Regions from separate parts of the Mus musculus genome. Here region 2 is linked to region 1. Evidence: chromatin contacts called from ENCODE Hi-C or POLR2A ChIA-PET data. All regions are on one chromosome and are shown on one strand. Each heading gives the region's core, a stretch centred on a gene start or an enhancer-like site at or near the end of the contact. The rest is flanking DNA. Distances are from core to core; before and after follow the strand shown.

Region 1 (6,784 bases), core at 1,573-4,072:
ACCTGTTCAGACTAATTTCCTAAGTTCGGCGGGTCCCGGACCAAGATCCTTCCTGTGGTTCTTAGCTTGGCTATTTATTCCAGATATCTAGGAGGCTTTGGTAAAAGGTCTCAATATCCACATTTTATCCACAGAAATCACAATTTCATTGCCTAAAGTGAGTCTGAGCACAGCAATGTTTTAAGTGCACACACTATGCGGATCCTAAGTACCGAACATGGGTCTGCTGGAAGAGCAGCAAGCACTACTAACAACTAAACCACATTTCCAGACACAAGCTTTCTTTTGCTTCTGAGACAGAGTCTTGTTCAATTTCCCACACTATTTTTAAACATTTTATAACCCAACTGTCCTTGAAGTAGAGATTCTCAGCCTCCCATTGAGATTTAAAGTATTTTTTCTTTTTTTTATTATGAGTAAAATAATTCATAAAAAAGGAAAAAAAATAAAAATATGATTTTATTTGGAAATATCCAAAAATATTCAAAGCAAATGTTAAGTAACTTTTCTTAATAAATATAATTATACATATCCAAAAAAAAAAAGAGCTACAAATGGATCAGAGTCATGGCGAGCATTTAACCTACTAAGCCATCTCCCCAGCTCTAAACTGATGATTCTTGAACGTGACTGTTTTTCCTTGTAGGGGAGGAATTTCTTATTTTCTTTTGGATGATAGGAGTGTATGTTTCGCTCTCATTCCAGTGACTACTTCTGAGGGGAAGCAGCCAGGCAACATTATTACATCACACCTAGTCAGAGCTCTGACATAAGGGAAAGCTATTACTTGGGGGCTTACTTAGAGTTTGAGAGAGTTAGATCATTACGACTGGAAGCAAGCAATCAAACAGACACAGTGCTGGAGCAGTAGTTGAGAGCTCCATTGAGTCAATAAGTTGGAGGCAGGGACATCAAGATTGTTCCTGTTCTCTGGTCTAGCTTTTGAACCCTTAAAGCTCACCCCTAGTGGCACACCTTCCCTCAGGACACACCTTCTAACCCTTCCAAGACAGTCCACCAACTAGAAGCCAAGCATCCAAGTTCATGAGTCCAAGGGGCCATTCTCATTCAATCCACCACATGAACTGTCTTAGTCAGGGATTCTATTCCTGCACAAACATTATGCCCAAGAAGCAAGTTGGGGAGGAAAGGGTTTATTCCATACTTCTGTTCATCTCCAAGGGGAGTCAGGACTGGAACTCAAGCAGGTCAGGAAGCAGGAGCTGATGCAGAGGCCATGGAGGGATGTTACTTACTGGCTTGCTTCCCCTGGCTTGCTCAGCTTGCAGAATCCAGACTACCAGCCCAGGGATGGCACCACCCACAATGGGCCCTCCCTGCTTGATCACTAGTTAAGAAAATGCCTTACAGCTGTATCTCATGGAGGCATTTCCTCAGCTGAAGTTCCTTTCTCTGTGGTAACTCCATCCTGTGTCAAGCTGACACACAAAACCAGCCAGTACAGGAACCACAAGGAAAAACGTGAAGGGATGAACATGAAGCAGTCACTCTGCCACTTACAGGAAGCTGCAAAGCTGGCTTCCCTGCTCCACTTTTCCTTTCCTCCAAATCCAGGCCTGTCTTCCCTGTCTCCTCTTGGCATTTGTTGGCAATCTTCAGGATTTACAGGGCCGTAAGATCTGTCCCCTCTACCTTTGTAAGATGCCCCTTGCCCTGGCTTAGGCTCCTTTTTATGTCTTTGGCTGGAGGTACATATATAGCTTCCCTCCATTCTCATTTCTCACAATTTCACAAGCTAAAATTTGTTGTTCTTTCACTCACCATTCGCCCTCAAGAACGAGGGGGAAGATTGACACAGAGAACCTTCCACTTCTGGATGGGGAAGCACGGTGTCTGTGTTAAGCCTCAACAAGCTTCTGAGTATAGGGTTGGGAAATGAGGCTGACAGGAGAGAGTGGTGCTACTGCCTCCTTAGTTACCTCGGGTTAACCATGACCTCCAGAGACGCTGGATGGAGTAGAGGGTTTCTCTCCAATGCTCCTCTTGCACTCCTTATTCTCCCCAACTCCAGTGTATGTTGCAGGTACAAAAATCAACTGCTTCATAGACTGACATTTTCTTTTTAAAGATGTTTTCGTTTTGCTACCAGGTCTCACTATGTAGCTCTACCTAGGTGACTTAGTTAAAGTTTCATTGATGTGAAGAGACACCATGACTACGACAACTCTTAGAGAGAACAACATTTAATTAGACTGGCTTACAGTTTCAATGATTCAGTCCATTATCATCATGGCGGGAAGCATGGCAGCCTTCAGGCAGACATGGTGATGGAGGAACTGAGAGGTCTAAATCCTGATCCGAAGGCAGCTAGGAAGAGACTCTGTTCTGCTCTGGGTGAAGCTTGGACACCAAGAGTCCTTAAAACCCACCTGCACAGTGACACACTTCCTCCAATAAGGTCACACCCATTCCAACAAGACCACACCTCCTAATAATGCCACTTCCCATGAGCCAAGCATATTCAAACCACCACCTGGCCTAGAGCTCCCATAGACCAGGTTGACCTTGAACTCAAAGATCTGCTTACCTCTGTCTCCTATGTGCAGGAATTAAAATGTGCATGACCACCATTGACCTGTTTGACTTCTTGCAGAAGACTCTGTTTTCAATTAAGGCAAGGAAAAAAACACTGACAAGGCAGCTCACTTTCAGTAATCTGGGTTTTTCCAAATAGTGACATGACAACTAGTCATTATGAAATGGACACGAGTTCCTCTTCAAGAAATGAAAATGTAGGTCAGGGCTCTGCTGACATTTCCATTTGCCTCATAGGTAAAAGCCTGAAGCAAATGCTAACAGTCAGGCAGTGGGAAAGAAGACAGCACAGCCAGGAGGGCAGCGGCTTGATTCTGAAGAGAGAAAGTAATGCAAACAAATGAAAAGAGAGGTAAGGAGACCCTAATTCCTGAGATACATAGAGGCAGCTGTGCTTTTCTTCGGAAAGAAGCAGGACAAATTGCTTTCTTTTATGATTTCTGTGATTCTTTCTTATAATGCTACTGATGAACGGCAAGTCTCTCGTACTGCCAATTGCACCTCTTTTGATGCTCACCTCTCTGGTGAGCAGTTAATGTCTGGTGGGGCAATTCTACAGCTTGTGCTGCCTCTTAGAGGAAGATTCATTATCAGAAATTAAGAAAGGGTTCCCCATATTCATAAGCTACAAAAGTGTAATTGTGTGGTTTATGCTGTTTGATGAGCCATAACTTATGTTTTGAAGTTCTTTAATATGAAAACTTGAGCTTAACTAAGTTGACCAAAACAATAATAATAACTATTATTGAACAACTGACTTATTCTACAACTAAACTGATGAGTGGAGAGCAAGTCTCCTGGTGCAAGCTTGGTACAGTGTCTTCCTGTATTTCCATCACAGGTCTCTTCTGAGCCCTAGAGATGAAAGGATTCCCCCGTAGGTTTGACTTTTCATAGTACATGTCTTTGCCTAATTCTAGTTTCTACCCATTTATCTTTAGGAATTCTGAAATTTTCTGCTTTTCCCAACTTTTGTCCATCAAAGACTGGTCTTCCAGACCATGATAGATATGAACCAGTCAGACATTAACTGTTGATTATCAGGAGTTACAGCAGAGAGAGAGTAGCTGCCTGATGAAGGACAATAGAACAGGAGGAACTACATTTTAACAAGTATCTAGTGATCTCCGAGAATAATCTGCGGTGATGCTGGAAGGCTGACATTCCACCCTGATGCTCTGCTCAACTGCCTTTTGATGAGTCTCCTTACAGAATGTGACCTCTATCTGCCCTGTTTCTGTTATTTTGAATGCAAGGATTCCATTAAATTTAATAATTATGAGCAATGTAATGCTCATTATCTCTGTAAAATGTTACAATATAAATATAAACATTTTTCATCTTTCTCCAGAGAGAAATGAGAGGCTTCTACTACATTTGGGACATGAGTCACCTCACACTTCAGCTGCATGTGGTGATAGCCCTTTATGTGCTCTTCAGATGGTGTCACGGAGGTAGAGTATTTTGTGTATCTATCTATATTTTCATTTAACAAATAGAACAATGAATGATTATCATTTTCAAGCACTTATGTCAGAATATCTGGAAAATGCAAAAGTTATTAGAGAAAAATTAATATGGGATGGAACAAACTAAAAATAATCCAACTTCCTTTCAAATGCAGGTTGCTCTTTTTTTTTTTTTTTTAACCCCAGATACCCAAGCGGGCACTCTTCTGTCATACATAAATCTTTCAACATAGGAGGCTGTCTTGAGTTGACATGTTCTATTTTATGATTGGCATAACTGTTATATAACTCAGCCAAAGCTTGCGTTTACTTATGCAGCTCTGTGAACTACTTACCGATGATTACTCTACAGCAAGCTTTTAGTCCCTGTTAAACACTATTATTTTACTGTTGTTATTTCTGTCTTATAATTAATACAAACATTCAGTAAAACAAGTTCTTTGAGACTGCAGAAATTTAAGCAAGGGTATGGTTGACATCTTGGAGTTTCTGTTGGGAGCAGCTGTCTCCTGGGCAAGAACACAGATAACAGGAGGCAGATAATACCAACACAGAATTCTGAAGAGTCAGTGACATTTTTCAGACTAGGTGATCCAAAATAGTGACAAACTTGTTTGCTCCTCTCTCTCTCTCTCTCTCTCTCTCTCTCTCTCTCTCTCTCTCTCTCTCTCTCTCTCTCTCTCTCTTGCTGCTGCTGTTGCTGTTGAATGTGAAATGCTTCATAAATTTGTAAGTCATTCTTGCTTGTGACCATACTGACATACTGACTATATTGCTCATCTCTAGGCAGGGACACAATTATGTTGGAGCTATAGATCTAGATATACAACCTTTCAGCAAGATAACTGAACACTTCAGAGTCAGATTAGCAGCTTTCCCACAAGGTTTAGACAAAAAGATGACAGATGCTTGACTGATTATACATCCAAATGATGAGTACACATGATATTAGACAGTGTCTAGACTGTGATAGGACATGGTACCTAAACTGTGATAGGACATAGTGTTAGAGAATGTCTAGACTGTGATAAGACATGGCATTAGACAGTGTCTAGAACTATTGTCCATTCTACTCTGACAATTTTAATAGAATACAGGTGACATATGTCCAAGGTGACATACATCCTGTTTCACTAGGACGGTGTTATTACATTTCAATAGCTTTAGCAGCCAAGTGCAGAGGCACACATCTTAATCCTGACACTCAAGGGGCTGAGACAGGAAAACTGCTGCAAGTTTGAGGCCCAAGTGAGCTACAGTGTGAGTTCAAGGACAGCCTACTACACATAGCAAAATTAGTCTACCAGAAAATTAATCATTAAATAAACAAAAAGTTTTACAAGTACTTTTTCAAAGTGTACTACACACTTCTACAATGAGTTTAACATTTCTAACCAATTTAATAATTAAGAAATTCAATGAGCTGGGCAAGGTACCTCACATCTATATTATCATCATGCAGGAGACTGAGGCACGTGAATGGAAGTGAATTCAAAGCCAGCATAGGCTGCAAAGTGAGAACCTCTCTAAAAAAAGAAAGAAGAAAACTCAGGACTAACAAGTTAACATGACCTACTCTTTTACAATCTGTGTTTGCCTCTTCCTGTTCACCAACTTGTCCTCACTATGTTCTGAAAAGTCATTTCTAAAACTCAGGACATGTGACCAAGTCTTTTGACACTTTTCTATGTGTTCTAAAAATGGTTTCATAATGAGTCATGGAATTATGTTTTGTCTAAACTTTAATTATCAAACTTATTTAAAATAGCTAGGTATTTACTTGAAAAAAAAAAGAAATAGAGAACTTCATAAATCTGTCTGCCATCCTTATACTTAACTCATGCTGACCTACTTGATATTGCCCTATTTTTCTTCCTCTTCCATCCTTTCCCTCTTTCATCCTCATCTTCTTCTTTTGCTTGTTTTTCTAAAACCAAGTTACATTTTGCACATTAGCCTTGAACTTGCTGTGTAACACAGGCTGACCTCAAAATCTCTACCCTCTTGCTTTAGCTGCCCAAATGCTAGAATTATAAGCATATGTTACCATGACCTGACACGTCTATTTCTTACTTCCTTTTGAAGTATTTTTCACACTGATTTATCTGTTTGTGGAATAGAGTGTGTGTCATGGCACCAGGGAGAAGTCAGAGGACAATGTGGTTCTCCCTTTTCACCATGTGGGGCCCAAGGATCAAACTTATGTCTCCAGGCTTGGTAGCTATCTCACCTGCTCTCATTTATTATTGTCTATTCCTAGCTAGCTTAAAAGCTTATAATCTATGTAGCACAAGATTATAACCCATGGAAGGAGTTACAGAAACAAAGTTTGGAGCTGAGATGAAAGGATGGACCATGTAGAGACTGCCATATCCAGGGATCCACCCCATAATCAGCATCCAAACGCTGACACCATTGCATATACTAGCAAGATTTTATCGAAAGGACCCAGATGTAGCTGTCTCTTGTGAGACTATGCCGGGGCCTAGCAAACACAGAAGTGGATGCTCACAGTCAGCTAATGGATGGATCACAGGGCTCCCAATGGAGGAGCTAGAGAAAGTACCCAAGGAGCTAAAGGGATCTGCAACCCTATAGGTGGAACAACATTATGAACTAACCAGTACCCCTGAGCTCTTGACTCTAGCTGCATATGTATCAAAAGATGGCCTAGTCGGCCATCACTGGAAAGAGAGGCCCATTGGACACGCAGACTTTGTGTGCCCCGGTACAGGGGAACGCCAGGGCCAAAGGGGGGG
Region 2 (6,654 bases), core at 3,077-5,576, 44 kb before region 1:
CAGTATAAACACTGATCTTAACAACAATGTAGCACTGACTCTAAGCCTATCTCCAACTCTAACATTAATCTTAGAAATATACCTAAAACATTCTCTAGTCTTAACACTAACCCCCAAACCATAACTCAAACAATACCTCTAACTCTAACAATCTTAGAAATGAACCTAATTTTCTCTGCCCCTAATACTAACCACAGACATAACCCTAACCCTAGCCTAGCCCTAGTATAAATAACCCTGTCTAATCCAAACACTAATGATATTTCTAAGCATAACCATACAAGAACCCTAAAGAGACCACAGCCAAAACCATCTATGTGAACAACAAAACTAAGTCTAAAACTAACCATAAGGCAATTTTTAATACAAATTCTGTGCCTAAGCTAATACTAAACTCTCCTTTTCCCTGAGTCCTAAGCCTAAATTTAGCTCTGACTCTAACCATAATCCCAAGGCAAATTGAACACTCACATTTACATCTAACCTTAATCCTGACCATAACTCTAACCTTACTCTAAGCCTACACCTAACTTCTACCTAAATTGACATCAAAGCCAAATCTTAGCTGTCACCATAATTTTAACCCTAGATTGAACACTGGCCCGACATTTATCAGCAACCAGAAACCCTAATTCTGCCCCTAACCACTATCCCTCACAACACCTTAAGTTTAACCCTGCATCTGATCCACCTTAACCCTATATAAAATATAATCCTAACAATAAACCTAAAACTAACACTAATAAGCTTAATATAACTATAAACGTTGCCCTAACCCTAACACTCCAATACTACCCCAAACCAAACTCTAATCCTAACCTGAAACCAACACTAAATCTAAACATAAACATAATCCCAGTGCCAACTTCCTAACACTAGCCTTACAATAACTCAGAACAGTATCCCTACCAATGCCAACTGTCTAACAAACACTAGTCTTACAATAACTCCGAAGAGTATCCCTACCAATGCCAACTGTCTAACAAACACTAGTCTTACAATAACTCCGAAGAGTATCCCTACCAATGCCAACTGTCTAACAAACACTAGCCTTACAATAACTCAGAACAGTATCCCTAACCTTAACCCCCTAACCCTTAAACTTAATCCTAACCCACCATTGACCCTAAACTCTTCTGAACCCTACCACTAACCCTAATTACAACCTAACCCAAATGAACTAAACCTTAACTGTAATCCTGACAGTAATCCCTAAAAACAAACCTTAAAACTCAAACCTTAACAGTAACTCATTCTCTACTCCTAACCCTAATCTGCCCAAAACCTGATAACACTAACCAAAACTGAAGCCTACCCCTAACTTTCCAACCATAACTCTAAAGTGAACTCAGCCCCAACCCTAAGTCAACACTGACCCAATACTTTACCCGAACACTAAACCTAATTCTATCTCCTAGCTTTATCCCTAATCCCCAAATACCAACCTTAAACATAACCCCCACCCAAATTGTAACACTAACCTGAACCCTAACCACTAAATTTAATACTAACATGTCTTAACGACCAACCAGAAACTCTAAGCCTAACATTGAACCTACTAAACATAAAAAGGCCATTCCAAACCCTAATCCTAACTCTAATCTCTAAAGCAGTCCTTCATCAGAACATAGTCTCCTTTTCTACAGGCACAAGACTATTAAGATTCTGTGTTCAGGCATACATGTAGATGCAATCTCAGGGCGCCATTATCTAGTCTTCCTTAAAACTATGTATTTGGAAGGTGGACTAAGGTAGGGATGGTAATCAAAGATGTCACATGTGGTGATATTAATCTCTCCCAGGTCATAAACACTTAAATAGTTCACATGTACACTCTAGGGAGTGTCATATCAATATTGTGACATTCTGGACACAATTCACTGTGAATTAAACACGCAGTACCTAGTGCCTCCTGTATACTCTGTGCCAGGGATGCAGTAATCTGGCATGGCTGCTGCCCCTTGTAAGCACTGGACAATCCTGAAATGATGGGAAACTTTTGTTAAGTATTTCTACATTACAATAAAAACACAAAGAAATTAATCAAGCTAGCACTTGATTTTGCTTTTAATTAGAGGAAGAGAGAATCCGAGCTGGATCGGTTTGTGCCTGTTGGAGAAAGCCTGGTAGGACCAGCTATTAACGAAGGGAGCCAGGGGATATGAAGGTCATCTTTGCTCACTCTAGCTTCACATTGAGAATACCAGGCTTGGATGCCTGCACTTCCACTCCTCCCAGTACGTAACAAAATCCCATGAGGTAACTAAGTAGTCAACACATGATTACCTATATGTATCAGCCCTGAGACTGCCTCCCCACTAGCTTTCCTCCATATGGCTTGGGACTCAGGGGAATGAAAATGAGGTGGTATTACAAGTAGATAGTAGATTGTGACCACCCAGCAAATCACTTGAAAAGTGAGGAGATGGGATAATTTTTTTAACAGAATATAACATTGTCTTGGAGTTTACCAAGCTTTACCATTCACTGCCTTGTATATTTAGTTTGATTCTCAGGAAAAAAAAAAAATCTAAGAAACAGAGCCAGAAACTGATGTACCCAGTTTACTCTGGGCAACAGAGACCCAGGAAGGGTAATTTTTTTTTTTTTTTTTTTTTTTTTTTTTTTTTTTTTTTTGCTAATCCTAGGATGCAAAAAATAAGGAAGTAAAAGCAAAAGACATATTCCTGAGTGGATGTGGGAGGGATGTATCAGAAAAAGCTTCCTGAAAGTAACCAAGGAGTTGAGCAGAAAATCACAATTGTATACTGAAACAGATAAAGAAAAGGAGATTCTAGGTACCAAACTCTGCAAAGGCTGGTGGACGTCTGAGAAGTTTGCAGGGATACAATGATGATGGCAGTAACTATGACAGCAGTTGGCACTGTGCACCAGTTCATAAAATATGAACTCTGTTCTTAGAGCCAAGATGTCTCCTTACCTGTACATACACACACACACACAGAGAGAGAGAGAGAGAGAGAGAGAGAGAGAGAGAGAGAGAGAGAGAGAGAGTATTCTCAACAAAAAAGAAGATGTGCACACATTTGTGCTTTAGATCTTTCTCTGAGGCAAGGTGGGTGGAAGCTGGACAGGATAAGCTAGTTGTTCAAGAGACAGTGGGGGTAGAAATCAGAGGTGTGTACCGAGATCTCCTACTGCTATTGGGTAAGCATTTGTCCCTCGTGTCTCGACTTCCTCTGTCTGTAAAGACAAAATAATATGTTTGTATCTGTCTGCCTCAGGAATTGCTTGAAAATTAATGGTGCAGAGAGGCCCAACTGGCTACCATGAGTCAAATGACACCCTTGTTCAGTATTCTAGTGGCGTACATTAAATGCTGATATATATAAAATGTATTTTGAAGGTGGGCCTGGAAATAATTATAGTTTGTTAATTATTGTTAATTTTACCACAGCTTTGAGCGGTGGACTTTCTCTAGATTCTAAAAGAGAGTGTCGCTCCTTCATCCTATTAAAGAAGCACAGTTTCTCACAGGCTCCCTTCTCTCGTTATATCATTCAATACAGGGAAAGAAAATAAAAAATTGCCTCTCTTAGAATCAAATTGTACATCTCTCCTAGTGGACTGGCTTACTCTACAATTTTTTTTCTTTTCATTTATCTTACACAAGTACAGGCATATGCATTGTTCAATAGGACTTTTCATATGTGGCACACCATGACAACTGGATTGTGCTGTGCAGGTGATGTAGCAATAGAATTGTTTTAACTAGCCTGTCTTCAGATGCTGCAACATTTTGTTTTTGTAAATACTCATTTATAGTTCTTAAAGCCAAGCAGAAAGCCCAGGGAGAATCCTGGGAAATCAGTGGCTGGGTGACTTCAGGTCTCCCTGCCTCAGCTGCACCATCTCACCTAGAATAGGGTTTACAGACAAAGGCATGTGATCAGGTTTATGTCAGTGAACTGTTTAACTGTGTTATAAGGTGTTCTGGAGCAAGAAGAGAGGGAAGGAACGAAACTGAAGATAGGAGTTGAGAGAAAAAGAAGGTACGGGATTATGGGGTCTGGAATTGTAGGGACGTGAGAGTCGGGAGCTGGGCCTCTGGAGAAACTCCTGAGGTGCACTAGGAAAGGTGGGACGCCCTGGTTCTGAGCTATGAGGAGGGGTGCGGCCAGGTAAGTACTGGTTTCCTCTATGGGGTTTTGGTCAGCAGATGGCAGGAGCAATCTCCCCTGCCTGATTCTATCTCAGGCAGCTCAGGGCTGCCGGCTTCTTCCGCGGGACCTGGGAATAGGGAGCGCCACCCAAATTCCATTGAGTGAGTCACTAGCTAACCAGTCCTACAGGTACAGGAGCTTATAAGAGCTGGAGGGAAAAGCCCGGCAGGAGTCGCCTGCAGTGTCCTACCCAGCCTGATCCTTCAGAATCCCTGCCTCTGGTCTGTAGTTGGAGGTCCATTCTACTCCACCCCACCATGGCGAGGGGCTTGGATCTAGCACCGCTGCTACTGCTACTGCTGGCGATGGCGACCCGCTTTTGCACGGCTCAGAGCAACTGTACATGCCCCACCAACAAGATGACGGTCTGCGACACAAATGGCCCAGGCGGGGTCTGCCAATGTCGGGCAATGGGCTCACAGGTATTGGTCGACTGCTCCACGCTAACTTCCAAGTGCCTGCTGCTCAAGGCGCGCATGAGCGCCCGGAAGAGCGGCCGCAGCCTGGTGATGCCGAGCGAGCACGCGATACTGGACAACGATGGCCTCTACGACCCGGAGTGTGACGACAAGGGCCGCTTCAAGGCGCGCCAGTGCAACCAGACCTCGGTGTGCTGGTGCGTAAACTCGGTGGGCGTGCGCCGCACGGACAAGGGAGACCAAAGCCTGCGCTGCGACGAAGTGGTGCGAACCCACCACATCCTCATTGAGTTGCGCCACCGCCCGACCGACCGAGCCTTCAACCACTCTGACCTAGACTCCGAGCTGCGGCGGCTCTTCCAAGAACGCTACAAGCTGCACCCCAGCTTCCTATCCGCGGTACACTATGAGGAGCCCACCATTCAGATAGAGCTTCGGCAGAACGCGTCGCAGAAGGGCTTGAGAGACGTGGACATCGCTGATGCCGCCTACTACTTCGAAAGGGACATTAAAGGCGAGTCACTGTTCATGGGCCGCCGCGGCCTGGACGTGCAGGTGCGTGGGGAACCCCTGCATGTGGAGCGGACGCTCATCTACTACCTGGACGAGAAGCCCCCCCAGTTCTCCATGAAGCGCCTCACCGCCGGCGTCATTGCCGTCATCGCTGTCGTCTCGGTAGCGGTAGTGGCTGGTGTGGTGGTCTTGGTGGTCACCAAACGGAGGAAGTCGGGCAAATACAAAAAGGTGGAGCTTAAGGAGCTGGGGGAGATGAGAAGCGAACCTAGCTTGTAGGTTTCCTGTAGGATGCCCCGACTTCCTCGGCACCTCAGACCAGATGGGTTGGCCTGTTAATTCTCAGTCAGGAGGTAATTTTCCTCCCAGCTTTGACCTCTTCCTTCTCTCTCCACAAACAAGTTCTCTAGATGCTGAGCTCAGGTCACCTCCCTCGCCCTTGGTTTTTTAAGGACGCATTTCTGAAATTCCTTGTCTAGTCACTGGAAACCTGACCGGGAGAGTTAAGCAAAGGCTAGATAGCTTGGTTAAGAAGCTAGTGCCAGGCAGCCCACTTGTTTCCCAGCGACTTGAATCTACCCAAAGACTTAAACGGTTTGAAATGGGAAAGCGGCGATTTGGCTATCCGGGTTGTTGGTGACCCATTCGCTCCCTGCCTCCCAACCTTCAGGAAAGGAAGAGCAGTTCACTCACTAATTGATCCTGCGCAGTGTTCATCTGCCATCGTTTGTATAAGAAAAGGCATTTCCAACGTCTGAAGTCATTTTCAATGTCTTTGTTGGACTGCATCTATTTTTCTGCTTGTCCTTGATGTAGCTGATCCTAGAGAGTTCTCTTTTGTAAAATGTTTGTACAGATGTGTCTTTGATAATGCTGCTGTTTTTTAAAACAACAACTCGAGTTTAATAAAATATGGGAAAGGCACACCTAAAAAGATAGGCTGTGTGAAAAATCCCTCCAGATTTATATCATTTTATTGTTCTCCTTTGTCTAATGCTTGAATTTTATATTTTAAATTCTAATGCTTCCTTCCTTGTGAAATCCTAACATTTACTGTTGATACTCTGGTGTTTCCTAGAGACTGGGCTAGTGTGCTTGCCTCGCATCTGACCCGGCCCTCGGTCCCATCCTCAGCAGTGGGTAGAGGGAAAAATGTAAACTTTGAGGTTGCTGTTCCTTTGAAGGAAGTTGCTAAAACTAACCGCCTTCAGATCTGAACAGGAGTGGGAGATGGACGCAGCCTTTGCCTGCTTATTAACAGGCACACCTTCCTTTGTGGGTTTTAAACCACGTGAAGGCGCAAAGCCCACCCCCACCCCCCACCCCCAGCAGTCCTAGGATATAAATGACTGGGCAACTTCAGGTCTCTGAGACTCATCTTCTGAAGAGTAGGAATGAGAGTCTGCTTTTCTTTTGTGAGGGCACACACTTTCTGGCGACAGATTGTATAAAGGCTTGCTATTGGGAGTTGGAGGAAGGGGGGAGGCAAAAGGGAGGAAAAACCTAAAGGTAGAAGTTGGGAGAATGAGAGAAGCATG

What was found. Hi-C counts contacts between places; a loop is a spot of excess contacts on that map. ChIA-PET counts read pairs that join two places held with the same protein, here RNA polymerase II (POLR2A).
Region 2: a loop to region 1 is called in a map of T-helper 17 cell, with 2.5 times the contacts of the local background. The contact joins the promoter of Tacstd2 here to the promoter of Il23r in region 1. A Hi-C loop is called at or near these places in 1 of 37 maps with a recorded cell type or tissue (T-helper 17 cell). POLR2A ChIA-PET finds 5 or more read pairs at or near these places in 2 of 5 experiments (Patski and embryonic stem cell).

The regions. Positions count from the first base shown.
Region 1 is chr6:67,487,893-67,494,676 of GRCm38, reverse strand. It overlaps Il23r (interleukin 23 receptor), which reads left to right and starts at 2,822. Exons shown (of 11, transcript NM_144548.1): 1 at 2,822-2,908; 2 at 3,908-4,010. The coding sequence starts at 2,897.
Region 2 is chr6:67,533,494-67,540,147 of GRCm38, reverse strand. Tacstd2 (tumor-associated calcium signal transducer 2) reads left to right here and starts at 4,326. Exons shown (of 1, transcript NM_020047.3): 1 at 4,326-6,089. The coding sequence starts at 4,442. The coding sequence ends at 5,395.